Regions from separate parts of the Homo sapiens genome. Here regions 1, 2, 3, 4, 5 and 6 are each linked to region 7. A link is a loop called in an ENCODE intact Hi-C map of the cell type or tissue named here. Cell type or tissue: PC-3. All regions are shown on one strand. Region 1 overlaps LPAR1 (lysophosphatidic acid receptor 1). Region 2 overlaps LPAR1 (lysophosphatidic acid receptor 1). Region 3 overlaps ECPAS (Ecm29 proteasome adaptor and scaffold). Region 4 overlaps LOC105376218 (a long non-coding RNA gene). Region 5 overlaps MUSK (muscle associated receptor tyrosine kinase). Region 6 overlaps SVEP1 (sushi, von Willebrand factor type A, EGF and pentraxin domain containing 1). Region 7 has its middle 28 kb from the start of MIR7702.

Evidence for each region. Peaks named below come from ENCODE experiments on the same cell type or tissue, not always from the same donor. Only the 100,000 strongest peaks of a DNase experiment are listed, where the experiment ranks them.
Region 1: it touches region 7 in a loop (5-fold over the local background); 6 of 110 quality-filtered maps call a loop at or near these places.
Region 2: a loop joins it to region 7, with 6 times the contacts of the local background. A loop is called at or near these places in 37 of 110 quality-filtered maps.
Region 3: it touches region 7 in a loop (12-fold over the local background); 3 of 110 quality-filtered maps call a loop at or near these places.
Region 4: a loop joins it to region 7, with 7 times the contacts of the local background. A loop is called at or near these places in 82 of 110 quality-filtered maps.
Region 5: it touches region 7 in a loop (10-fold over the local background); 4 of 110 quality-filtered maps call a loop at or near these places.
Region 6: it touches region 7 in a loop (10-fold over the local background); 10 of 110 quality-filtered maps call a loop at or near these places.

The regions. Positions count from the first base shown.
Region 1 is chr9:110,968,122-110,972,121 of GRCh38, reverse strand. LPAR1 (lysophosphatidic acid receptor 1) reads left to right here. Exons shown (of 6, transcript NM_001351411.2): 4 at 1-49. The coding sequence starts at 5. Among named protein-coding and RNA genes, the nearest start is that of LPAR1, 68 kb to the left of the region's middle. In PC-3, no CTCF peak of the experiment used is centred here; a DNase peak (open chromatin) is centred at 2,021; H3K27ac peaks cover 2,928 bases.
Region 2 is chr9:111,020,168-111,024,167 of GRCh38, reverse strand. The region is part of intron 2 of LPAR1 (lysophosphatidic acid receptor 1); the gene reads left to right. Among named protein-coding and RNA genes, the nearest start is that of LPAR1, 16 kb to the left of the region's middle. In PC-3, no CTCF peak of the experiment used is centred here; no DNase peak of the experiment used is centred here; H3K4me3 peaks cover 670 bases; H3K27ac peaks cover 3,559 bases.
Region 3 is chr9:111,398,037-111,402,036 of GRCh38, reverse strand. The region is part of intron 24 of ECPAS (Ecm29 proteasome adaptor and scaffold); the gene reads left to right. Among named protein-coding and RNA genes, the nearest start is that of OR2K2, 70 kb to the right of the region's middle. RefSeq lists an enhancer at 2,168-2,694. In PC-3, a CTCF peak has its summit at 1,829 (motif pointing right); a DNase peak (open chromatin) is centred at 1,826.
Region 4 is chr9:110,622,008-110,626,007 of GRCh38, reverse strand. LOC105376218 (a long non-coding RNA gene) reads right to left here. Exons shown (of 3, transcript XR_007061731.1): 3 at 866-4,000. Among named protein-coding and RNA genes, the nearest start is that of SVEP1, 44 kb to the right of the region's middle. In PC-3, a CTCF peak has its summit at 2,355 (motif pointing right); a DNase peak (open chromatin) is centred at 2,367.
Region 5 is chr9:110,795,751-110,799,750 of GRCh38, reverse strand. The region is part of intron 14 of MUSK (muscle associated receptor tyrosine kinase); the gene reads right to left. Among named protein-coding and RNA genes, the nearest start is that of MUSK, 130 kb to the right of the region's middle. In PC-3, no CTCF peak of the experiment used is centred here; a DNase peak (open chromatin) is centred at 1,950; H3K4me3 peaks cover 587 bases; H3K27ac peaks cover 2,602 bases.
Region 6 is chr9:110,449,924-110,453,923 of GRCh38, reverse strand. SVEP1 (sushi, von Willebrand factor type A, EGF and pentraxin domain containing 1) reads left to right here. Exons shown (of 48, transcript NM_153366.4): 23 at 2,522-2,635; 24 at 3,664-3,865. Among named protein-coding and RNA genes, the nearest start is that of TXNDC8, 110 kb to the right of the region's middle. In PC-3, a CTCF peak has its summit at 1,525 (motif pointing left); no DNase peak of the experiment used is centred here.
Region 7 is chr9:111,297,331-111,301,330 of GRCh38, reverse strand. No RefSeq gene overlaps it. Among named protein-coding and RNA genes, the nearest start is that of MIR7702, 28 kb to the right of the region's middle. In PC-3, a CTCF peak has its summit at 1,791 (motif pointing right); a DNase peak (open chromatin) is centred at 1,830; H3K4me3 peaks cover 561 bases; H3K27ac peaks cover 908 bases.

The DNA.
Region 1 (4,000 bases), 330 kb after region 7:
TGTCATGGCTGCCATCTCTACTTCCATCCCTGTAATTTCACAGCCCCAGGTAAGGGCTTCAAACTAGCAGAGGTCTGAGGTAATCGTAAGTTTGTCAAATATTTAAACTGGGTTTCAGGAAGTGTATTTGACTCTAGGGATCATGTATATCTCTCTCGCTATCATTTGGTGTGTATTCGAATAATGGTGCTTTTGTGAGTGAGGTGCCATTTCGTTCAGGAAGCAGCTGGAACAATGAACAAGTGATTTTAGTGAACTGGCCTCTGTTCATAGGAGGCCTTGGTTTTCAGTGCTTAGGATGTCTGACATTATAGGCATCAAACTCTAAATCAAAGTAAGTCAGTAGTAAACCCTGCTGCTTTTCCTCTCTTGGCTTTTTTGTGGGCCGGGGGGTGGGGTGGGGTTTAATGAAATATATCAGAATGGATCTAATTTTATAACAAGTTTTCTGAGGGCTGTCTTGTTGTCCTCCTCCTATACTTACTCTTTTGCCTTGATCTGTTCTAGGAACTTTGAAACAAAATGCAATTCCAGAAACTTCTGAGCAGCAATCGTATGAGTTATTTTTTTCTGTCCAGTGAAGAGCAGTAATACGGCAGGGACATGGTCTTTGTTCAGATGATTTTACAGCCTGATTTAATCAGGCATTGGCTGGACTCTTTCAGATTCACCAGGCAGCAGGGTACAATGTGGAAACAGACTTTGGAGTCATAAGGCCACAGTTCACATCCCTGCTCCTCTGATTGCAGGATAAAGAGCCCTAGTCATGCTAGCTTCTCTCAGCTTCAGTTTCCTCTCATGTAATCATTCCTCACATGATGGTTATATGGATAAAATGATGGTTCATATACATGAGGCATACAGAGGTGCTCAGCAAGTGTAGTTTCCCATTTACTCTTCATTTATCTTCTTTCTATAGTGTGACCTCCTTTCTTATTTGTGACAATCATTTTTTGGCCAACTTTATTTTTATTTATTTATTTTTTTGAGAGAGAGCCTTGCTCTGTTGCCCAGGCTGGAGTGTAGTGGCATGATCTTGGTTCACTGCAATCTCCACCTCCTGGGTTCAAGCGATTCTCCTGTCTCAGCTTCCTGAGTAGCTGAGATTACAGGCGCCCGCCACCACGCCCAGCTAATTTTTGTATTTTAGTAGAGATGGGGTTTCACCATGTTGGTCAGGCTGGTCTTGAACTCTTGACCTCAAATGATCCACCTGCCTTGGCCTCCCAAAGTGCTGGGATTACAAGCCTGAGCCACTGTGCCCGGCCTCGGGCAACTTTGAAGAAAAAAGCATACTTTCAAGAAAGAGCCATACTGATTGAAATTTGAACTTGATACAGAACGTTGTTCCACACTGTTTTTTTCAGTATGATTTTGCAGGCTATTCAATTTTGTATGTATTTTAAGTAGGGGTTTGTGTGTTTGTGAGAGAAGGAGAGAAGGAGGAGAGGGAAAAAGGAGAACAAGGGGCATTTTTCCCTCATATAGTATAGTGTTTTCTCCTCAACACCATTTGGGATGTCATCATTGTTATCAACCTTGGGATTTTATCATATGAATAAAGCCCTTTATTCATATCATATGAATAAAGAATAAAGTACTAAGGCCTTTAGTATTATTTTCCAGAATGTTTAGTGTTACCATCGTCATACGCATTCCTCTTTCTGGTAAGTGGACCATTGTCCTTTCAACACTTCATTTACTTTGGGTGTTTGGTTTCCCTTATCTTCAATAGACTTTTTTGGTGTCTGAGAGACTTGGAGAATGGGCAAAGAGATTTAGTGCCTGTTACCTGAGGTCACCATTTCAAAGTCCACTGCAGCTGTTCCCATGTAATGACTCTTCTTAGTCCTTTCGTGAAGTGAGTTAGGCTAGTGCGGGTTTTCTAGACAGGGCATTTCCACATCCCGGTTTGCTGCTGTCATCTTTCAGCATTTCCAACAGCATCTTCTTATCTATATATCTTCTCTGTTACACAAGCTCCTATCAGCTGGTGAGGAATAGAAATACCTCTAAATGACTCATTTAATTAAAATGTTTAACACTGCCCAAAGGAGAAAGAGGTTCTATTTCATACAATCACTGGGGGAAATGTGTACTCTCGTAAATTCTCTGTGGGAAAGTAAATTGGTACAGTCACTCTGGAGGGTAATTCAACAGTATCTATTAAAATTATACACTTCTGCACATGCCCTGCTCCTGTCTTGGAATCTACATTAGAAAACCACTCACACATGAGCCCAAGGAGTGTATAAGGAATGTATAAAGATATTCATTGAAGCATTGGTTGCAAACCAAGAAGTACAAAATTTTGTGAATATCCAATAGTAGAAAGACTTAATGAATTCAGGAATGTGGACATGATTGAAATACTATTCAGTCATTTTATTTATTTCTTTTTTTTTTTTCTGAGACAGAGTCTCATTCTATTGCCCAGGCTGGAGTGTAGTGGCACGATCTTGTCTCACTGCAACCTCCACCTTCTGGGTTCCAGCAATTCTCCTGCCTCAGCCTCCCAAGTAGCTAGGATTATAGGTGTGTGCCTCCATGCCTGGTTAATTTCTGTATTTTTAGTAGAGACGGGGTTTCACCATGTTGTCCAGGCTGGTCTCAAACTCCTGACCTCAGGTGATCTGCCCATCTTGGCCTCCCAAAGTTCTGGGATTACAGCCATGAGCCACTGCGCCCGACCACTATTCAGTAGTTTTAAAATGAGGATGTCTACACAGCTATATATTACTCCAAGATATCGTATGGAGGAAAAAGAAAGCAAGACGCAAAATAGTACTTATGGGAAGATACCATTAAAATTCTAAAACAAGACTGTGTATTTTTAGGGAGAAGTATATGGTACATTAATGGAAATGGATAATGAAAGTCCTAGAACATACATTCTTAACATAGTTATATTGCCCCAAGAGGACAAAAATTGGGTTTTGGGAGATGAAAAAAATCCCTCCAGAGCTTATACCTCTATCCAACAAAATCTTATTCCTTAGTATTTAGTTTTTTCTCATTAGAAAAAATTTAAATGTAATTAATTTTTCTCCTTAAGGATCACTAATGAGAAAAAAATATGGCCAAGAAACACTGGTTTCTTGAGGGAGGCACATAGGCTCACCAGTCACCCTGCTTCAATTTACTAATTACCTGAGCCTGAGGGGAAGGTATCCACCCTCTTAGTGCCTCTATTTCCTTACCCACGGAATGAGCATAGCATTAATGAAGCCAACCTGATAGGGTTATTTTAAGGCGGAAATGAAATAATTTCTATAAAGCTCAGAATAGTGCCTGGCACATATTCTGGGCACATATTGCCCAGTGCATATTAGCAAGCATTGTTATTATTGCTCAGCAAGCCTTGTGGCAGGGCTGGGGGATACAAGAATAAATAAGAGAAATAAGTTTTGCCCTGCCAGAGTTTACAGATATAGTGGGAGATACACAGATAAAACAAAAAGTTACAACGCTTTGTCACCCATGCAGGAATGCACAAATACAGGAAGTATGGGTGCTCTGGGAGGAAAGTGGAGACCCAAGAAAAGATTTAGAGGATCAGGGAAGGCTTCTTGAAGGAAGACCACTAGGCTGAGGACAAATTAATATGAGTTATTTTGGTAAAGGAGAAGAAAAAGCATAGGTGAATGTCAAGTGTCCCAAGGTATGTGTGTGTGTGAGAGAGAGAGAGAGAGAGGGAGCAAAGCATTTAGAATTTTGTTTTGGATGGTTGCACTACAGTGGGGCATGAGATTGTAAACAGTGATGTCCCTAGAGCCACCTATACCAACTCACAGAAGCAGATTGTTAAATTTTCAGGAATTTCGCGAGCCAATTGACTTCATGCCAGCAGCTTGAAATCAGCCACATGGAATAGTTATACTGCAGAAATCGGCAAGTGCTAGAATTAGCATAAATGGGTTAGGTTATAAAGTTGGAGATTTTACAGGGTCTTTCAAACCGTATTAATGAATTTAACATTGATCTTAAAAGAAGTCTTTGT
Region 2 (4,000 bases), 280 kb after region 7:
TACATTTGTTAGAGAATCTATCTTGTTGAAGTTCAAAAGGTGTGGTATGCATTGTGCATATGGTCCAAGAACATGCTTCTTACCCATTTTTTGTACTATGTAGTTAGTGGAAATAATGCCTTGACTTTGGCTGCTTTTTCCTCGTATATTTTTAGTGCTATTGCCAATTTTTGTCTTTGTGTGCACCTTCTTGAGCATTTTAACTGGAAATTGTGATGAGTTTTATTGGGACATTTAGTTCAGTGGCTTTCAAACTTTTTAGTCATGACCCATAGTTAGAAATGTTTGTCCATACATTTGAATGAGACATTAGTTGTATATAGTTTACTACACATAGTAAACTCTGACATTTTCTTTTCTATTTTTTCCTATGATAATTTGTTCATTTTCATTTTAAAAAGTACTGGTTATAACTCATACATTTTGAAAACACTTATCTAGTCATGAACTGCAGTTTGAAAGACACTGATCTAGTCTGTTGCTGTGCTGTCTAAAATCAGGTTCATTCATTTTTCAACATCCATTTGTTAAATACAGTATCGGTTATTTTGCTAGTAGCTGGGAATAGAGTGATGAGTAAAGCAGTCGTTATCACTGGTGGCATGAAGCATAGAGTCTAGTGGGATGGAGCATATGAACCAAAAAAAAAAACATCCAAATGTATAAATACTCTGCATGATAAATTCTGTGGGGGAAAAGAGCAAAAGCGATTAAATGGGGAACCTCATCTGACTTTGGGGGTGATTCAGGATTTCCCTGGGGAACTGACATTTGGTTAGGTCTGCAGATGAGAATGTGTTAACTCTGTGAAGGACTGAGCAGGGGTGTGTGCGTGGGATTGCAGAGTCATGGAAGAAATAGTAACAGAAGCAAAATAGAAAACCGGAAGGGAAAGACAGGTGGAAGGCAATCTTCTTTGATGAGTTGGCATTTTTTGTGATACTTAGTAGGCCTTCCTGTTTGTGGCTTTTTTTTCTTACTTGACAAAAGTCAAATAGGAATGTCAAGGATTTTTTGGGGGAGATGGGTGTTGGTGTTTGTTGAAGTAGTTTTGTATTAGAGCAATATAGTATATTGCTAAATAGCAGGGTTTTTTTTTTTTTTTTTTTTTTTTGTTGAGACGGAGTCTTGCTGTGTCACCCAGGCTGGAGTGCAGTGGCGCGATCTTGGCTCACTGCAAGCTCTGCTTGCCGGGCACGCCATTCTCCTGCCTCAGCCTCCTGAGTAGCTGGGACTACAGGCACCCGCCACCATGCCCGGCTAATTTTTTTTTGCATTTTTAGTAGAGACAGGGTTTTACCGTGTTAGCCAGGATGGTCTCGATCTCCTGACCTCGTAATCCGCCCGCCTTGGCCTCCCAAAGTGCTGGGATTACAGACTTGAGCCACCGCGCCCGGCAATAGCAGGGTTTTTTGAAGGCTTGCTCTGTATGAGGAGCTGTACAAAGTTGTGTTCGATATGCAGGAGAAATAGATTTGGTTGGATTAAAAAATACTTTTATATAATATAATTACCAATTTAGTAACTATGCATAATTTGTAAGAAATTATAACACTGAAGTTAAGTTTTTTGTAAGTGAAGATCAGATGGTTGGGTGAGTATTTCATTGCTTCTTGTTGATTTGAATATAATGGTAAGAATTATTACTGCACTAGGATTTTTGTTTTTTTTACCTTGGTAGGATTTTAGTGTTCATTCCCCCCACCCTCTTTTAAAACTGAAGAGTTTAAAAGAAAGATTTTAAATTAGAAGTCCATAAAGTAAGTTGGAGACCACGTGAGATGGGAGACCATGATTCAATTGCCAGTTCTTCCATTGCTGTGCATGATACCCTTGACAATACCCAACCTTTGAGGCCCTGGGAGCCTTGTCTTAAAATGGAGGACTTGAAATCAGTTTGCAAGAATCATTCTCCCAGTCCTATTATTAGTATTAAGTGCCTTTATGCTTTCTATTTTCAACTTTGCTCTGGCTGTTTAAAGACTTGGCACCCCACCATTTAACTAACCTAGTCCAACAAGCTCAGGCCAAACTTGGGAGAACTCCAGGTATTTGCATCTTTCTGTGTCTTTGTGGGGTCAGGCTCAGGTGGCACTAATTCCTTCACATTGGGCAACACTACTAATGCTTCTCATTACAACATGGAAGAATGGGTAAAGATTAGAATTCTCTTGAGACTTTTTTTTTTTTTTTTTTTTTTTTTTGTGACGGAGTCTCGCTCTGTCACCCAGGCTGGAGTGCGGTGGCGGGATCTCTGCTCACTGCAACCTCCACCTCCCGGGTGGTTCAAGCGATTCTCCTGCCTAAGCCTCTTGAGTAGCTGGGATTACAGGTGTCTGCCCCCACACTCAGCTAATTTTTGTATTTTTAGTAGAGACAGGGTTTCACCATGTTGGTCAGGCTGGTCTTGAACTCCTGACCTCAGGTGATCCACCCACCTGGGCCTCCCAAAGTGTTGGGATTACAGGCGTGAGCCACGGCAACTGGCCTAAATCTTTTAAGACTTTATATCATAGTTTGCAGTTTGACAACACTTGGAATTAATTTTTTTTATCCTTTCAGATTCAGCAAACATGGAAAAATATGATTATCTTATGTTTATATGCTGGATGCTTGCTTTGGAGAAATATGCAGCATCTAAGTTATATATATTCCACATTTTATAAAAACCCATTGGATGAGGGTGATATTATTTTAAAAAGATTTTAAAGGGCTAAGGAATCATATGGAAGATGAATTCAATTTTAATGACTACACCAAGTTTAAGGAATATTTTATAAGAAATGGGCTTATGTGAAAGAGAATTAAAGGTACTTGGCAATTCAGCTTATCTTTTCTTTTTCCTCCTAGCTTTATTGATGTATAATGACAAGCAAAACTGTATTTAAGTTCTACTTATGATGGTGATATACATATATACTGTGAAATGAGTACTATTAAGTATCGTCACCATGCTGTACGTTAGATCCCCAGAACTTACTCATAACTGGAAGTTTGTACCCTTTGACCAGCATCTTCCCTTTCCCCCATCAACTCAGCTTTTCTTACCAGTATATTAAATCATTTGATTCAAATACATTTCAACATTATTTTTTTGTAATTCAATATATTCAGTCTTTCAAGTTCATTTATTGTAACGTGAATATGTTATTACACTCGTTCTTATTTTTTGTTTAGAAATCGAGGGAAGAAAGATGAGATGCATGCTTTTTCTGTTTGTCTGAACTCTGCTGAATTCCTCATTCATAGTAAAATATTTACTCAGGAAGTCCAGGTAACTCTGGAGATTTTACTTAGTGTGTTTTGGTGCTGATTCATCAGTTGATTTTTTTAATTTGTTGTTAAATATCTTCTTAAGCTGATTATTATATGGAAACCAGCCAGGACTCCAGGCTCCTGATCTGAGACAAGGCAGGGGCAGGTCACACAGGCACAGGCAATGTTTGGCAATGTGTAGGTCCAAGTAGGTACTAGGCACAGGTGCTCAATGCTAGTACTAGAAACAGGTTGGGTGTGAAGGGGCTGGGGTCATGGGGTTAGGGTAGGTTCAAGGTAGACAAAGCCAGGAAGAGGCACAGAGCATGTAGATGCCTGGCCTAGAATTCCATAAAAGGCATTCTGGATAGCCCTAAGAGAGAAGTGGTGTAGACAAAAGTCTAAAGCTCCCAGGAGAAATTTATTTTCAGAGTTGGAAGCATCAGTTGAACTTCGCTGATTGTTCAAGGGAATCTCAACACTCAAGCAGGGGTTTAGTCACCATGACCTTGGGACAAAGTCCCAGCTTCTCTTCAAGTGTTTGGTCATCTTAAAGTAGAGGGCTTTGAAATCACAAATTCTCATCTGATTCAGGGATTAAGAACCTTGTTGAATACTATTTCTCTAGGAGCAGGAATTAGCTGAGGTCTCATGACTAAATGTATTCTTTCTACAAGAGATTTATTATAAAACATATTTAACATTTGCTATGGACTGGATTTTCTCCCTAATATTCATGTTGGAG
Region 3 (4,000 bases), 100 kb before region 7:
ACTTTATCTCTTAATCCCATCATCATTGTAAGCTGAGGATGTATGTCAGGACCCTGTGATGATTGTGTTAACTGTATAAATTGTTTGTAAAACGTGTGTTTGAACAATATGAAATCAGTGCACGCTGAAAAAGAACAGAATAACAGTGATTTTCAGGGAACAAGGAAAGATAACCGTAAGGTCTGACTGCCTGCAGGGTCGGGCAGAATAGAGCCATATTTTTCTTCTTGCAGAAAGCCTGTAGACAGATGTGTGAGCAGGAGAAGTATCACTTAATTCTTTTCCCAGCAAGGAATATTAATAATTGAGACCCTGGGGAAGGAATGCATTCCTGGCGGGAGGTCTATGAATGGCTACTCTGGGAGCGTCTGTCTTATGTGGTTGAGATAAGGACTGAAATATGCCCTGGTCTCCTGCAGTGCCCTCAGGCTTGCTAGGATTGGGAAATTCCAGCCTGGTGAATTCTAGTCAGACTAATTGTCTGCTCTCAAACCCTGTTTCCTGCTAAAATGTTTATCAAGACAATGTGTGCACAGCGGGACACAGACCCTCATCAGTAATTCTAATTTTGCCCTTGCCTTGTGATCTTTTATTGCCCTTTGAAGCATGTGATCTTTGTGACTTACTCCCTGTTTGTACACCCCCCTCCCCTTTCAAAATCCCTAATAAAAACTTGCTGGTTTTGCGGCTCAAGGTCGCCATCACGGTCCTACCAATATGTGACGGCACCCCCGCAGGCCCAGCTGTAAAATTTCTCTCTTTTTACTCTTTCTATTTCTCAGACCAACCGACACTTAGGGAAAATAGAAAAGAACCTACATTGAAATATTGGGGGCTGGTTCCCCTGATATTTGAAGGATAGCTTTGCTGGGTACAGTATTCTCAGTTGCAAGGATTTTTTTCTTTCTTTCTTTCTTACTTTTAGCACTTTGAATATGTTATTTCACTCCCTCCTGGCCTGTAAGGTTTCTGTCACCAGACGTATCAGAGCTCCTTTATATCTTACTTGCTTCTTTTCTCTTGGTACTTTGAGGATCCTCTCTTCATCCATGACCTTTGTGAGTTTATTATATGCCTTGGGGTAATCTTAATTGGATTGAATTTTCTTGGTGTTCTTTGACCTTCTTTTACCTGGGTGTTCATCTTTTTCTAGGTTCTGAAAGTTTTCTTTTGATTATTTCTTTGAATAAACTTTCTAACCTGTTTCTTTCTCTGTTTCCTCTTTAAGGCAAATAACTCTTAGCCTCTTTGAAGCTGTTTTCCAGATCTTGTAAGTGTATCTCATTCTTCTGCATTTTTTTCCTCTGACTGTGTGTTTTCAAGTAGCCTGTCTCAGAGCTCACTAATTCTTTCTTCTACTTGATCAGTTCTGCTGTTGAGACACACTGAAGCATTTTTCAGTCATCCATTATATTTTTCAGCTCTAAGATTTGATTTTTTTCCCCCATTTTAATCTCTTTACTAAATTTCTCTTATAAGTTTCTGAATTCCTTCTCCATGTTTTCTTGAAGTTGTTAAGCATTCTTAAAACAGCTATCTTGAATTCCCTGTCTGAGAGGTCACATATCTACACCACTCCAGGATTGGTCACTGGTGCCTGCTTAGTCTGTTTGTTTAGGGTGAATGTTTTTTCGAACATGTTTTCTCAAATGTCCTCGATGCTTGTGAACATTCGTCAGTGTTTGGGCATTGAAGAGTTAAATATTTATTCCAGTCTTCACAGTCTGGCCTTGTTTGTACCTGTCCTTCAGAGGGCCTTCCAAGAATTCAAATATGACTGAGTGTTGAGTTCCCTAAGCCTGTGGTCACTGCAGTTGTTTCAGCACTAGAGGGCACCCTAAGCCCAGGTGTGCTGCAACTCTTACAGATACCTAGATACCCAGCATTGATGGACTTGGGGAAGATAAGGGAACATTCTCTGGGTTCCCAGGCAAAGTTTCTTGCTCTCTTCCCTCTCTCTCCCCCAGGTAGAGGGAGTGTCTCTCCACAATAAGCTGCCTGAAGTTAGGGGAGGGTAATGTGGGCACTCCTGTGGCCACAGCAGCTAGCACCATGCTGGGTTACACCCAAAGCCCATGGCCTCCCAGACCAGCACAGTACCAGGGCTCACCCAAGGCCTGTGGCCACCTGACTGCCGCTGATGCTTTTTCAAAGATGAGGCTGCTTTAGTCAGCAGGTGTTGGAGCCAACCAGGACTTGGGACTTAGGTTGTTCATGCCACATGAGCAGATTCCCTTCTTGCCTGGGGTGGGTCTAGAAGTGCTCTTCCACAGCAGCATCCTGGAAGTGGGGCTTTCGGACTCTGCCTGGTCCTTTGTTTTATTGTGGGTGGGCTGGTGCCTGGTTGCGAGACAAAGTCTTCTGTATTTTTGCTTTTCCTCCCTCCAAGTGTGGTCTAGCCGCTGGTGAAATTTATTTGTGGGCCTGAGGCCATTTTAGTCAGCTGACTTGGGTTCCTCTCAGTGAAGAAGCTGATTCCCCTCTGGCCCAGATTTGGTCTAAGTGCTCCCTCCTTGGGCACTGGCAGAATTCTGCCTGATGCTGTGACCGGGTGTTACTGAGTTGCAATGTGAAGTATCACACTCATTTTGCTCTGCTTCACCCAAGCACACAGGTTCTCTTTCCAAGCTGTGCTGCCTGGGACTCGGGGAGGGGTGGTATAGGCAGTGTGTACTTCCCACTCTATTCAGTCAGTCTCCTCTTGTTATTATGCTGAAGCCAGGTACTGTGATGTCTCACCTGATTTAGTTTTTATGAAGGTGCTTTTTTGGTGGATAGTTCAGTTTGATGTTCCTGCATTAGATGGGGAGGGGATGAGATTCTGTTGGGCTTTTTTTTTCTCAATTTTAAGTTTTTGTAGGTACATGGTGGGTGTATATATTTATGGGGTACATGAGGTGTTTTGATACAGACATGCAATGCTTAATAATCACATCATGGAGAATAGGGTATCCATCCCCTCAAGCATTTCTTTTGAGTTGCAAACAATCCTATTATATTCTTTTAGCTATTTTAAAATGTACAATTAAATTATTATTGACTATAGCCACACTAGTTTGCTATCAAAGAGTAGTAGGTCTCATTCATTCTTTTTTTTTTTGAGACGGAGTCTCACTCTGTTGCCCAGGCTGGAGTGCAATGGTGCAATCTCAGCTCACTGCAACCTCCACCTCCTGAGTTCAAGCGATTCTCCTGCCTCAGCCTCCCAAATAGCTGGGATTACAGGCTTACACCACCATGCCCGGCTAATTTTTTTATTTTTAGTAGAGACGGGGTTTCACCATATTGGCCAGGCTGGTCTTAAACTCCTGACCTCAGGTGATCCGCCCACCGTGGCCTCCCAAAGTGTTGGGATTACAGGTGTGAGCCACTGCACCTGGCCTGAATTCATTCTTTCTAACTATTTTTTTGTACCTGTTAACCATTTCCACCTCCCCGTTCAGCCACTTTGCCCTGCCGCCTGCTCCCTCTTGTAACTTTTTATTATAGGAAATTTCAAACATACACAAAAATAGAATAATAATATAATGAATCCCCATGTATCTGTTCATATTTTCTCTATTGAACCCCCCTTTATTTCTGGATTATTTACAGCAATGTCCAGATAGTATATTATTCATAAATGTAGCTGTGGAGTTTTGTTTTTGTTTTTCATGCCAGCTGTGTTGTTATTAACTACAGGAAACATGCAAAAACAGGTACAGGTACATAAAATGAACCCCTAATAAGGATTATGTTGAAATACCTTTTTTCAGCTTGAAGTTGCCAAGAGAAGCTTTTAACCAGGGAAGCTGTAGGACTAAAGCCTTTAAATCTTTTTTCCTCAGACTAGGAAGCTTGTGGCATTAGTACGTGATGCCTCATCACAACTAGAGCGTTTGTTGATTGGCGTAGGAAAGTCTCAGCTGTTGTCTTTGTGCTTTGAAGAGTAGCGTGTTTATAGCCCTCACATGCTGTCTGTTCATTCCCTTATTTCTCCTTTTCCTCCTAAATTTCTTCC
Region 4 (4,000 bases), 680 kb after region 7:
ATGAGAGTGTTTAGGAAACTGAAAGTATATGCTAGAGTTTTTTTTTTTTTCATTTCAGCTGTTTATTTTAATTTATTTTTTTTTATACTTTTAAGTTTTAGGGTACATGTGCACAACGTGCAGGTTAGTTACATATATATACATGTGCCATGTTGGTGTGCTGCACCTATTAACTCGTCATTTAACATTAGGTATATCTCCTAATGCTATCCCTCCGCTCTCCCCGCACCCCACAACAGGCCCCAGTGTGTGATGTTCCCCTTCCTGTGTCCATGTGTTCTCATCGTTCAATTCCCACCTATGAGTGAGAACATGAGGTGTTTGGTTTTTTGTCCTTGTGATAGTTGGCTGAGAATGATGGTTTCCAGCTTCATCCATGTCCCTACAAAGGACATGAACTCATCCTTTTTTATGTCTGCATAGTATTATTCCATGGTGTATATGTGCCACATTTTCTTAATCCAGTCTATCATTGTTGGACATTTGGGTTGGTTCCAAGTCTTTGCTACTGTGAATAGTTCTGCAATAAACATACGTGTGCATGTGTCTTTATAGCAGCATGATTTATAGTCCTTTGATATACCCAGTAATGGGATTGCTGGGTCAAATGGTATTTCTAGTTCTAGATCCCTGAGGAATCGCCACACTGACTTCCATAACGGTTGAACTAGTTTACAGTCCCACCAACAGCATAAAAGTAGTATATGCTAGAGTTTAAGGAACTATTCGATTAGATTAAGGGCTTCATGAAGGATAATGGAGTTAAGATTTTTTTTATTTTAGATTTAAATAATGACAACCACACCAAAGATAAAATCACTATTAGTAACTCATATCCTTTTAGGCATTTTTGTGTGCATATACATAACATATAAACATACATACAATATACACATGCATATCCATTTCTAAAAAAATGGGAAAAATCTTGTATATACTTCTCACCTTTTAAAATTTTTTTAACTTACAAAATATAACTTTAACTTCTACTTGGTATGTTATAGACTTTTCACAAGCCAATGAACATTTAAATAAAATATAATTTTAATTACTGAGTAATATTACATTTTTGATGGTACTGAATTTATATAATACATCTCCACTTGTTGGACATTTAGTTAACTTATTTTTTCTACTGCTTTATTGTTATAAAATATGCTTTGGTGAGACACTTTATCTTAGGATTAGTTCTAAAATGCATTTTATGTACACTATTCTCAACATATTATTAATTGAAAACAAGTTGCAAAATTACTATGACATAGAACGTTGGAAAATGGTACAATTGTTAAATCCAAGCATTCATGAGAACACCAATAAAATATACGTAAAATTCCAGTAATCTACCTGAGAATAAAAAACACAGACATTCATTATTATGAAGGACAAATGAGACATACTACAGAAAAGGAAGAAATTGCTTAAGTAGTGAGAGACTATAATCCAAAAAGACAGGCTGCAAATGAGCAAAAAGATGGAAATAATTGTACCACCTAGAGGCACAGTAGCAAACTTTTGAAGAAATTGAGAGATTTCCTTGGCTAAAACCAAAAGAATATTCCAGAACCACAATAACAGGGAAAGGTAAAATATTTTAAGAATTCATCTAGACAAGAACTCAATTAGAGATCACTATCTGAAACCCCCGAGGTTTCAGCTTTCAGGGGTGTGAGGTCTGAGGTCTGAGTCCTAGGAGATCTGGGAACAGGTGATAGTCAATGTCAAAAACCCCATTTTCTTAGATACAAAAAGGTTTTCTCCTATGCCTACACAAGATACCAAATGAATTCAGAATGTAATTCTCATAGTCCAGGGCAATAAAAAATATATAATTCTAATGGTTACCAGATTGCAGAAGATATTTATTGATGATGTTTGCTGCTAAGCTAACATCTTTCTACAGCACCACATTGTAAGTTTTAGACTATAAGCTGTTCATAGGGTTTTCATACCTAAAGATAACACTGACACCATCACCCACTTTGTAAAGGGAATCAGAGAAATTTCTAATAAACGAGATGCAATTGCTATCACCACTATTTCTTACTAGGAGTTTTCTGTGATAACACAATTGAAAAGTCTCTATAAACTGTCCACGAACAAATGCTAGTATTTATTGGCACCATTTATGGCAGTTGCTCCAGCTTACCCTTCTGCAGGTGGGAGGAGATGGGTAATGCATTTAGTCTTGGGAATTTGGTCTTGATATACCAAGGTAATATCTAATAGGACAAATACAAAACTGTCCAGGAAAAATCCCAAGCTCACACACCTGAGCATTCATACTCACCACAAATAAGGATCTGGGAATAGATGGCACTTGATTTTCTCTTTTGAAGTTCTTCAGAGTTAAGCCACTGGAGGGCAGCAGAGACAGGATTTTAATACACAAACTTCAGTTTCTATTCATTGACCAGTTCATGGATTCATTAGATACGTAAGTGCCCATGAGGTGAAAGGCATTCACCTTTTATGACAGTCATATTGTATGCTTTTTCATTAATTATCTATTAAGAAAGAATATTTGACAGATATTTCTATTTGAATCTCTACTGGATTGAAATCTATATATTTTTTGACAGTACAATTGAGAACTCATAAAATTAGTTTTAAAGCTAGCAAGAAACTTATGGAACACCCATATCTACTATTTCTCTCTTGAACAATGTCATTATCTTTTCTGCTCTATCTCATATATAAAAATGTTAATTGGTTTTCTTTTCTATGTGCTCATTCTCAAAGTTTGGAAAAATATAGAAAAGTAAAAAAATGAAAATAAAATTCAACCCTTAATACTATCATTAGTGTTTCAATACAATGCTTCCTAGTTGAATATGCATAGATGTATGTTTATTTCATTTACATATTTGATCTTAGAATCTATAGAGGTTAAAGTCATAGTATACTAGATTGCCATATCATTATCAATAAATATTTAAAGAAATGTTATTTATGAATAAAGTTGTTTTAGAAATACAGCTGTATACATGTGATACTGAGCAAGCCAAAATATTTTACCCAAGCAAATGCAATTATCTCTCTACTGAACATATTTATTTCTCTAGATTAGTTAATTTGTTATTATTATTCTGCTTCCAAAACAAGAAAAATATATTTAAGTTGATCTTGGAATTGTTTTGTATTTCAGTCCATCATAATGCACTAAAGTAAACAAGAAGAGTAAGTCACACACTCTTCTCCATAAGAAAAATTAAGGCATTACTGATTTAAGTTGGAAATATTTTAATAGTAAATTAGAATTTAAATGTAGTGTTTAAAAAAGAGTATGATTAAGTATGTGCATTTACCATCAAATATTCCAACCCATGTAGTCAAGTGGCAAGGCAAATGAATGCCTCCCTCGTCTTTACACCCTTGCCATTTTGAATGACCTCACTCAGAGAGACAGGAAGAATGCATGGCTCACTCTTCCACTTCCTCATTCAGCCTTTTTTTTACCAAGGTATGCCAAAGTGCTATTTCACATAACGAGGTTTCCAGGGCAAGCAAAGTATATTTCCTGTCCTCAAGGGGTTTACAGTCCAGTAGAAGAGGCAAGGAAATAAATAACTGGCTGTGTTATGTGCTGCAAGGTGGAAAGCATAGGTCACTATGGTCATCTGACTTGGCATTGTTCCTTAGGGAAGGTTTCACTGATAAGATGTTTATGTCAGAAACTAAAGGGTAAAGAAAAGAAGTCAGGTAAAGAGGCCGGGAACGGTGGCTCACGCCTGTAATCCCAGTACTTTGGGAGGCCTCAGGCAGATCACTTGAGGTCAGGAGTTTGAGACCAGCCTGGCCAACATGGTGAAACCCCGTCTCTACTAAAACTACAAAAATTAGCCAGGCATGGTGGTGCATGCCTGTAATCCCAGCTACTTGGGAGGGTGAGGCAGGAGGATCGCTTGAACCTGGAAGGCAGAGGTTGCAGTGAGCCCGAGATTGCACCCCTGCACTCCCACCTGGGTGATAGAGAGAGACTCTGTCTCAAAATAAATAA
Region 5 (4,000 bases), 500 kb after region 7:
ATTTGACTATTTGAGGTTTCTCCCCAACGTTTTAGCACTTTGAAAGGAGAGATTGAACCTTATTCTTCTTTAAAAATTCCCCACACCTACCACGTGTCTGGCAGAGCAGATGCCTCATAATGTTTGGTGAGTTAATTTATGAATGGATGCTTGCTCTGAGTATGTAATGTAATTGCTGTCTGTTTCTGTTTACTTCTATGAAGGATGTTAATAAGAAAGATGTATCAAGTTTGGAAACAATAACAAATACAATTCAAGTGTCTTAGATGAAGTATTTAAGTTGCTGCAGTAAAACATTTTGAAATTTAGGTTTTACAATGTTCATGCTACCAAAAAAGTTAATATAAATAAAGTCTTAGATTTAAAGCCAGAAGATCATTTTCAAATCTTAAAGTCTTGATATATTTGAGAGGGAAACTGGAGAACTTGGAATATTAGATAAGATGGGCATAATTTCACATCATCTTAAAAATAGATTATTAGATCTATTGGGTTTTTTCAGGCAAAAGTTAAAAGTATCTGTTTGAAAAAGAGGAGAAATGAGGAATACTGCTATCTTGGCTTATTTATTTTGGCATTAATTTTTAATTCCAAGGACCTCAATTAGCACATTTCTGTAAACTAAAGGGAAAAAATAAAGAAATACCAACTGGATAATACTTAGAAGTTTCTTCTGTGGGATCCTTTTTGGATAATCTTTAGTTAACAGGGACTTACCTATCTCATCAACTGGCTTTACCATTGTTATGCTGGTTGAGTTGATTTAAAAATAATTTCTTATACTGGAAAAAAATGACAAAATATTTCTCTGAGAAATAAAGTTTTGAACTAAATTGATTTAATGAAATTTTCCACTCTGATAAAGAAAATACTATACAAAAGATTTCTACTTTGTGATTATTATGAACAATTATATATACATGTGTATAGATATAATTTACAATTATATATGTATATACATTTATTTAAGACCTCAAAATGTTTTCTATATTGTAATTACTCCAACCCAACTCTTAGGTGGGACTTCAAAATATAATAATTATTGAGAGGAAGACTGTATTTTATTCATCCTTGTAACCTCAGGTCTAATACTACACATGGCTCACTATGGGTTTTCAATATATGTTGATGGGTGGATGGATGAATTAATGCATAGGTGGATGCATGGATAGATTTAAGGATGGATGCATAGATGGATGGGCATAAGAAAACCTCATGCCTAGCCCAAGCCATGTCTTTAAACTTTAGCATGACATCTTCAATGAATAATCTCACCTGATTGTTCTACTGTTTGCTCCACTGCCAGAATATTCCGTAAGAGTCTATAATATTCAATGCCTACTCCCATTCTAAAATTCTGCATATTTCTTTAGTTATACCATTTTTCCCAATTTATGACTACAAAACCATTATCCACTAGGATTTCAATAAAAGGGAAACAATTTTTAAGATACGAACATGTTCAATAAGTGGCTGATGTATCAAATATATAAAACAAAGTAGATTTCTTTTATTGATAGAAGTGAATTTTATGGATTTTCCCAATTCCCCTTTCTTCCACTATTGTCATCTTATTTCACTGGGATTAACTTACAAGAAACTATGAGAGTAGTGGAATCACTTGCATGAATGATTACTGCTTATGTATACTTGATAAAAAATAGAACCTGTGTTCATTGGATATCCAAATGGAATTTAGATATAGCATTTAACAAACGGCAACATAAGTTTCAGTTCTTGTTGGACAATAAAAATGAGAGAAAACTCCAAGTAGTGATGTATAAGCATGCTACTGTGGTTAAATTGGAAAACTGTACATAGTTTCTGTTTGAATCAATTTCAGGAATTCAGGATGTTATAAACTGTATACGAATACAGAGTCAACATTTTAAGAAAAGTTGAAACAGGAATTGCTTGATAATCTTGAAAATATGCATGTATGTATGTTTGTTTAATGACTAAATGTATACTATTTGAGAAAGTAAATAAGGAGGGTAGGGGGCAGAAGCCAGATTCAGATTTTTGTGTGATGAAGAATGAATAAATGAATGTTTAGGAGTTGAGGAAATGGAAGAAGTGTTTTCAAGATGAATTGTTATGTACTTAATATCGTTTATTCATTTATTGAACAAATATTTATAGAGTGCCTACAATGTGCCAGAAACTATTCGAGATACTACTATAGAAATTCTTGCTTTTAATATTTATCTAGATTCCTTCCAATATCCTGACCACTAAATTACTTTACTTCCTTTCCTTAGACCTCTGCCCAACTTCAGCTAATCACTCACATTGTCATACCCCTGACTTTGTCATTCCATACATTTGTATACCTCCCATAATCTCATTTTCAGTTACTCTACCTGTTGTTCATCACTTCCTCCCTTTTTCACCCTAGTTCACTGCCTCGACTGCCCTAACTCTAAAAATCCTTTGACCCCACTGAAACTTTTTTTTTGTTTGTTTGTTTTTTATTTGTGAATTATTTATTTTTCCTATGCATTACAATGAAGTCAGTGTAATTCCTAAAAGTATTACTTGTTTGCATGCTGAAATGCCTTCTTTTTTTTTTTTTTTTTTTTTTTTTTGGGTATTCATGCATTTATTTTTTATTTTTTATTTTTTTATTTTTTTGTTATACTCTAAGTTTTAGGGTACATGTGCACATTGTGCAGGTTAGTTACATATGTATACATGTGCCATGCTGGTGCGCTGCACCCACTAACGTGTCATCTAGCATTAGGTATATCTCCCAATGCTATCCCTCCCCCCTCCCCTGACCCCACCACAGTCCCCAGAGTGTGATATTCCCCTTCCTGTGTCCATGTGATCTCATTGTTCAATTCCCACCTATGAGTGAGAATATGCGGTGTTTGGTTTTTTGTTCTTGCGATAGTTTACTGAGAATGATGGTTTCCAATTTCATCCATGTCCCTACAAAGGACATGAACTCATCATTTTTTATGGCTGCATAGTATTCCATGGTGTATATGTGCCACATTTTCTTAATCCAGTCTATCATTGTTGGACATTTGGGTTGGTTCCAAGTCTTTGCTATTGTGAATAGTGCCGCAATAAACATACGTGTGCATGTGTCTTTATAGCAGCATGATTTATAGTCCTTTGGGTATATACCCAGTAATGGGATGGCTGGGTCAAATGGTATTTCTAGTTCTAGATCCCTGAGGAATCGCCACACTGACTTCCACAATGGTTGAACTAGTTTACAGTCCCACCAACAGTGTAAAAGTGTTCCTATTTCTCCGCATCCTCTCCAGCACCTGTTGTTTCCTGACTTTTTAATGATTGCCATTCTAACTGGTGTGAGATGATATCTCATAGTGGTTTTGATTTGCATTTCTCTGATGGCCAGTGATGATGAGCATTTCTTCATGTGTTTTTTGGCTGCATAAATGTCTTCTTTTGAGAAGTGTCTGTTCATGTCCTTCGCCCACTTTTTGATGGGGTTGTTTGTTTTTTTCTTGTAAATTTGTTTGAGTTCATTGTAGATTCTGGATATTAGCCCTTTGTCAGATGAGTAGGTTGCGAAAATTTTCTCCCATTTTGTAGGTTGCCTGTTCACTCTGATGGTAGTTTCTTTTGCTGTGCAGAAGCTCTTGAGTTTAATTAGATCCCATTTGTCAATTTTGGCTTTTGTTGCCATTGCTTTTGGTGTTTTGGACATGAAGTCCTTGCCCACGCCTATGTCCTGAATGGTAATGCCTAGGTTTTCTTCTAGGGTTTTTATGGTTTTAGGTCTAACGTTTAAATCTTTAATCCATCTTGAATTGATTTTTGTATAAGGTGTAAGGAAGGGATCCAGTTTCAGCTTTCTACATATGGCTAGCCAGTTTTCCCAGCACCATTTATTAAATAGGGAATCCTTTCCCCATTGCTTGTTTTTCTCAGGTTTGTCAAAGATCAGATAGTTGTAGATATGCGGCATTATTTCTGAGGGCTCTGTTCTCTTCCATTGATCTATATCTCTGTTTTGGTACCA
Region 6 (4,000 bases), 850 kb after region 7:
ACCATCTCACACCAGTCAGAATGGCTTTTTTTTTTTTTTAATTTTTGTATTTTTTGAGATGGAGTCTCGCTGTGTCGCCCAGGCTGGAGTGCAGTGGCATGATCTCGGCTCACTACAACCTCTGCCTCCCAAGTTCAAACAATTCTCCTGTCTTAGCCTCCCAAGTAGCTGAGACTACAGGCGCATGCCACCATGCCCGGCTAATTTTTTGTATTTTTAGTAGAGATGGGGTTTCACCATATTGGTCAGGCTGGTCTTGAACTCCTGACCTCAAGTGATCCACCCACTCCAGCCTCCCAAAGTGCTGGGATTACAGGCCTGAGCCACCCCGCCCCTGGCCAGAATGGCTATTATTAAAGAGTCAAAAAATAACACATGCTGGCAAGTTATAGAAAAACATGGATCACTTATATACTTTTTTAGGAATGTAAATTAGTTCAGCCACTCTGGAAAGCAGTTTGGAGATTTCTCTAAGTGTATATCTTAAGAGTCGCAGCTTCCAGCACCTTCTCACAAAAATAGTTCAGAAACAGTGATCTTATTCTCAATTCCCTTGTTAACCCACATTATAATTATTATAATATTGATGATATATTCTAATAAAATAGACTAGGATTTACTACTTTATAAATAGTAATGACCCCATAATATTATTATGGAGAGTACTGAGATCATCTAAATCATCCAGCATTGTACCTAACTCATCATTATTATACTAAAAAGATATCTGAATATATATTTTAATATGTGTGGGTATATAATTTTCTATATTTTAAAAAGTTTAGTAAAATCCTGATAACATTTCAAAGGAACCAGATTCTAATAATTTTATTGTGTATCTAAAAACAACTTCCATAAAGACATAAAAATGTTTAACATAACTTACAGTAGTAATCATTTGGAACAACTCATATATTTTCTCTATTTCACATCCATGCAACACTGGTAGTCCCAGGCTTATGAAAAGATATATTGAGTTTATACAGTAAAATTGCATTTCATCTGGAAGTGTAATTTGAAAGTTTATATATAGGGAGACATTTTAAATAGTCAAAGTTGCCTTGAAAATCCTTCAAATAAGCCATCAAGTAGAGTGGACTTGATATTGCACTTGATAAAGTGATAGCATACTCTATCAATTATAGTGGACAGGCATGCTGTTTAGAAATATGCCTATTTTACCTCAACAACAGAAGAAATCATTTTTATCTTATGAACACCAAAGCGTGTGGCTTGCATTTAGGGGCCACATCACACATATCTTGAAACAAATTTCTCTCAGCTTATATTCTAAGAGGTCCACATGCTGTGAGACCAACTGCAGACCAGCAGACTCATCACCCCTAACCAAGGGTGTGTATTCAACAGCTGGAACCACATCCAGATTGCTTGCCTGGTTTCCATTTTCTTTCTCATGCTCTTTCCTCTCCACCGTCTGCCTATGGTTGCATTTCCTTAGACAGTATTAAAATTATGCACCTGTATCCTACAATTCTTTATTTAAAATTCCAAATCTCATATTAGCGACACCTGGTGTTGAATCATAGTAAAAACTTGTGACAAGAATGGCAGACACATACTATGAGAAAAGTAGAACCAAGTTTCTAAATAAAATAAATATACATTTACTAGATGTGAAATGTATTATGTATGTTATTTATTAGACATTAAATTTATTTTGTGGGTTTACTGTGAAAAAACAAGTGTTCATAATGGTCTGTATGAAAGTGTAGATTTTATGTTAGATTTACTGTTCTCAAAAAACAACCTTTATTATGAAATTTCCTTTTAGCATATTTTAATGTCAAGGTACATAAATTATTAGATATGTGTTACATAATGCCATGAGTTATAAATTTAAGCATCCTTGAACTCTTCAACCCAACGAGTCTTTGTACGTCTTTTCTTGAACATGAAGATTTATGGTTCTAGGCTCATTTCTGTGCCTGTCCTTGGCAATGTCACAGACCTCTTTGGATCTGTTTCTAGATGTGTAAAATAAAGGCTATGAATAACATTAGTTGTTCCCAAATTATGTTCACACAAAACATGGGACAGCTGCACAGAAATTTGGCTGTGTTTCCCTAATTTGCAGAAGAAAATGAGTTATTTTCTTCATTCAATATATTTCTCCCATAATTTTTGCCAACTTTGTAACTGTAATGCTGTAACTGTTACCACTTAACTCTAAAGGGAATAAACTCAAAAAGAGAACAACTAGCAAACAAATAAGGAGAAAAAATTTAAAACAAAATCACACATCTTTTTCACTAAAAAAAATATGGTCAGATATTCGTGGTTATCATTTTCCATTGCATGCTGAATATGTTAGGTTTCTTGCTAGAAAAATTTTGCAGTTCACAGAATAGAAGAAACATTTTATTTCAACATGTTTGTCACAAACATGTTAGCCATGATTTCCAATTTCCCTATTCCAATGCCTGAACAACTTGCTTGGAAACTATTGGTCTTAAAGTTCTGTCAAGTTTTCTCCAGCTCAAAGATGAATGATTCTTTGCAGGTCAGCGGTGTGAAGAAAATATAAATGAGTGTAGCTCCAGTCCTTGTTTAAATAAAGGAATCTGTGTTGATGGTGTGGCTGGCTATCGTTGCACATGTGTGAAAGGATTTGTAGGTAAGATGTTTCCAGTCTTCCTATGTTGTCTTAAAATCTTGTAAACCACCACAAATTAGTACATTTCTTAACATATATATTAATGTGAATTTTTGGATTTTATTACTGTATGGTGATTATGTAAGAGAAAGTCCTCATTTTCTGAGGAAATACACACTGAGGGGTTTGGGGTAAAAGGGCATGCAGGTCTGCAATTTACTCTCAAATGGTTCAGCAAAAAATAATTTGTGTATGTGGTGTGTGTGTGTAAAGGCAAACTTTCAAGAAGGAACTGGAGACAAATCATGTAATATCATATTGCAAACAGATGTACAATAATATGGTTTAAAAGTGTATGCTTAATTTCTAAAGAGTAAATCCAAGAAAGTGTCCAGTGAAGGAAAAAGGCAAGATCAAAGAAACAGGCAAGTTTTGAATGGAATTTACTAGCTTTATTTCTTAACATTATCTCAATTAGATGTCTATTACCAAACTTAATTTCAACAAAAAGTAAGATTTAAAAAAGCAGATTATCGGCTGGGCATGGTGGTTCACGCCTGTAATCCCAGCATTTTGGGAGGCCGAGGCAGGTGGATTACTTGAGCTCAGGATTTCAAGACCACCTCGGCCAACATGGTGAAACCCTGTCTCTACTAAAAAAAAAATACAAAAATTAGCCAGGTGTGGTGGTGGGTGCCTGTAGTCTCAGCTACTCAGGAGGCTGAGGCAGGAGAATCGCTTGAACCTAGGAGGTGAAAGTTGCAGTGAGCCGAGATCGCGCCACTGTACTCCAGACTGGGAGAGAGAGCAAGACTCTGTCTCAAAAAAAAAAAAAAAAAAAACAGATTATCAAAAACTCAGAGTCCACAAAAAAATGACTTACAAAAGCCAGAGCCCATTACAGAATGGATCTCAAACCAGTTTGATGGGCTCCACAGCCTCCATTCCAATCCTCTAGAAGCAGCATCCTCCAGGGAGTCAACACTTTAGTTACAGTGTTCCCAGGGAGTTAATCATTTGGGCTGTTTCTCTTCCTTCTCCATCCTCAGGCCTGCATTGTGAAACAGAAGTCAATGAATGCCAGTCAAACCCATGCTTAAATAATGCAGTCTGTGAAGACCAGGTTGGGGGATTCTTGTGCAAATGCCCACCTGGATTTTTGGGTACCCGATGTGGAAAGAACGTCGATGAGTGTCTCAGTCAGCCATGCAAAAATGGAGCTACCTGTAAAGACGGTGCCAATAGCTTCAGGTAAAAGGCTAAGTCTGATTCTTTTCACTGTTTTTATTTTTTAAACTATTCAGTGATTCTGCAGCCTTTATGGAGTATTGCTTTGAGTCTCAAGTCAGTCATTCTCAAATGCTGGCCCGAGGATAGGCTACAGCT
Region 7 (4,000 bases):
AAAATAAATTCTTAATTCTCTGTGATGTTGCTTTTACTAAAGACAGTCCTTGAACTCAACATCTTTAATAAGCTTTATTTACTCAAAACATGCACTCTTTTATATGACTTTCGTGCTGGTTTAAAAACTGCTGAAGATCTTTCACCATTGTGTCTTGTGGTTTTATGATATAGAACATACACACACATAAGTAAGAATTAATTCTATTAAGGCAGAATGAGTCTGCCTACCTGTACTCCCTCCTGTTTTGAAAATGGGATATTGAATCAATATCCCAAGCATGATTGACTTCATCTAAATATATTTCCAAAGCAGTACATGGAAGGAGTCTTTAAACTTTTTGAAGATAAAAAAATGAGGAGTCTACATAATCTGTTAAATAGTCAACATAAGCAGAATCATATGCAATAAACTATAAATCATATCTAGTGGGATTTTGATATTAATTTACAACTAGTGTGTAACTATGAGAGTTTGCTTTATTCTATCAGGCATAGATTTCTCTTTTCACATAATGTAGATCCTGATGATCTTCCATACAGGAGTCATGATAAAACTTCATGCAACAGAGTACCGAGATAAAAGTCCTCTTTAAAATAGTGAAGGGAATGTTGAGAACATGAGGATTCAAACAAAGAGGGGATAAGTAGTCTACATAAACTCTTGGTGAAACAAGAGAAAAATGAAGATATGAGAGCCAATATGCATGATAGATGCTCCATCTTGGGACATCAATTGGGTCCAGTAAGGAGAAATTCTTTAAAGCATGACACACTCCAGGGTTGTTAGGCGGAGTCTTTGGCTTGCTGAGTACCTTCTTGTCTGGCTTCATAGCATTCCTTTTTATGATTCCAAAGTATTGTAATTCTCAGGGATCAGAAACTTCTGGAAAGAGCCATGGTTATTTAAGCAAAGAAGATTAATTTCCAGCTTCCCAAGCTTTGGCGGAACAAAAGCACAAATTATTCCATAGAAAACTGAGGAGCCCTGGTGGCCAGAGGTCATCAGTGCTAGCGGGTGGTCAAGAAGAACTTTACAAGGAAACAACAGCCCTGGGTATTGGCTCAGAGAATAATACCGTATTACTATCACCCAAGTTCTTGCTATTCCTTCTAGCTGGTATGCTTTGGTGGCAATCCATTCTCTTCCTCCTTCTCTCTCTCTTTCTTTCAAAATGTGCATTGGTACTTTTCACTGTCTCCATACACCTTGATGCCATTGCCTCCCACTTGAATGTGATCTTTTTGTTTATTTTTATTTTTTAAAAATTTTACTTTACGTTCTGGGATACATGTGCAGAACGTGCAGGTTTGTTACATAGATATACATGTGCCGTGGTGGTTTGCTGTGCCTATCAACCCGTCATCTAGGTTTTAAGCCCCGCATGCATTAGGTATTTGTCCTAATGCTCTCCCTTCCCTTGCCCTCCACCCACTGAGAGGCCCCGGTGTGTGGTGTTCCCCTCCCTGTGTCCATGTGTTCTCATTGTTCAACTCCCACTTATGAGTGAGAACATGCGGTGTTTGGTTGTCTGCTCCTGTGTTAGTTTGCTGAGAATGATGGCTTCCAGCTTTATCCGTGTCACTGCAAAGGACATGAACTTTCTTTTTTATGGCTGCAGAATGTGATCTTTTTAATGCCCTATTATTAGTTGAAAATAATATATGTATCTTGATAAAGTAAATAGGTTTACCCCAAAAGACAAATTCCTTGATAGTTTAAAAGGATATAAATTCGTCAATGTCTTCTAATGTACTTTTCTCCAGCCTGTTATCTTTTGAACTTACACTAGGGGGCACTGTTGAGTTATAAACGCTCTCAACACTGTTTGCCTGTTTTATATTAATGCTGAACTTGCAACTCCTTTCATTTATGTCAGTATTTCACCTTCCGTACTAACAGTAGGATATGAAAAAGACGTGTGGATTTGCTTCCAGCACAGAAAAAAATAATGATGACTTAGAACAGTGCTTGTTGGAAGGTGGGGAAAGAAAAAAAAATGCATATTTGTGAAGGAGTGCTAATTTTTTTTTCTTTTGGCATTTTTGGATTATAAATTCACATTAGTGATACAGCCAATATACAAACCACAGTTGTAGCAACCAGAGAAAGAAACAGGATATGACCCCTTTTGTAAGATGCTCATAATATTCCCAAGGAGGCAGGAGAAAACTCCATTCATCTGTAGTTTATTCAGAATGTTCTTTTCTGTTGCTTGTCATTTTGGAATGGATTTAACTGTTGCTAAAAAGTTACAGGAACAACAGCCTCATAGCTAGAAATCATCTGTTTCTTTACAAAACAAGTTCATCTCAGATCAGCCACATGACTTGCCCCAGCAGTGCCCAGCCCTCTGACCCGAGTCTTGCTGGAACAGCATCTCTTTTGGGACTGAGAAAGAATTTACGTTCTAAGTTCTTCCTGCTATTTCCAAGTTTGGTGCCTGCTGTGATGGAGAGTTCTTTTTCCTTTAAACCAGATACTGAAAAGTAAACCTAAAAACCCAAATCCATTCAACAGAGAATTAAATGTGCAGATTTGGGATAAAATAAGCCACAAATATTTGACCACTATCATGATATACCAGTGCAAAAATTTACAAAAATTGGCCAGGATGATTGAGTTTTCTCAGTAGTAAAGCTAACGTAGCATCTAAACTGTTTGCAATATTATTTAAGCTGAACTTCAAAAGATTCTTACATTAATTTTTGACCTTTTGTATTAAGAGTCAGATCTAAGTCTGTTTTATTATCTATACTTAATATAATTATTATCATTTTACAAATATTTTAGAAATGATATGCCCTCATTAACTTCCATTAAAAACCATTTATTAAAAACACACATTTGTTTATGTAGTCGCTATGCACAACCCGTTTTTTGTGATTCTTGTTGACCCCATGTCCACTCTCCACTAGGCACCAAATATACCCAGGTTTGCATCCCAGCCCAGCGGGTGTATTTGATTCTCTGAGTCTCACATTAATGAGGATAATAATACCTTCATCATAGTGGCTTTGTACGAATTAAATGACGCATTAATGTAGAGTAGCCAAGTTGGCAAAGTATTCAATGGGATCTAGTGTGCTCCTTTTTGTATTCACTTAAGAACGGCAATGATGTAATATACAGAAACAATGGGTCCAATCTGCTGCATTGTTGTGTGTTCCCATATGATCCTAGAAAAGTATCACAAAGGCAAAAAAAAAAATTAGAAAGGGGGAATGCTTATTTCTTACATTATGATGTCAAAGAAAAAAACATATATGCTGTTTAAAACCTAGAATAAATTTGAACTATTTATAGAATAAATTTGAGCTATTTATACTCCTGAATATTTTAATCAGTTTTGTGAATAACTTTAGATCAAAGAAATGAATCAAATAATCAACAGAAATACAGTCTGCATTTTTTTAATGCTTCAAATTCATATTTAGAACATTTGAGTACTTCATACTTACATGAAGTACAGCCATTTTGGAAAACAGCGTGGAGGTTCCTCAAAAAACTAAAAATAGAATTGCCATGTGATCCAGCAATTCCACTTCTGAGTATATATCCAAAGGAAATGAAATCAGCATGTTGTAGACATAGCTACATTCCCGTGTTCATTGCAGCATCATTCACAATAGCCAAGGTATGGAAACAACCAAAGTGCCCACTAATGGATGAATGGATTAAAAAACTGTGGTATATGTATACAATGGAATACTATTTAGCCTTTAAAAAGCAGAAAATTCTGTCATTTGCAACAACATGGATGAACCTGGAGGGAATTATGCTAAGTAAAATAAGCCAGGCCCAGGGTGACAAATACCACATGATCTCACTTATATGTGGAGTTTTGAAAAAGTTGAACTTGTAGAAATAATGAGTAGAATGATAGTTACCAGAGGCTGGGAATTGGGGAGGTAGATAGGGAAAGAGGAGATATTGTCAAAAGACACAAAGTTTCGATTAGACAGGAGGAATAAGTTCTGGTGATCTATGCACAGCATGT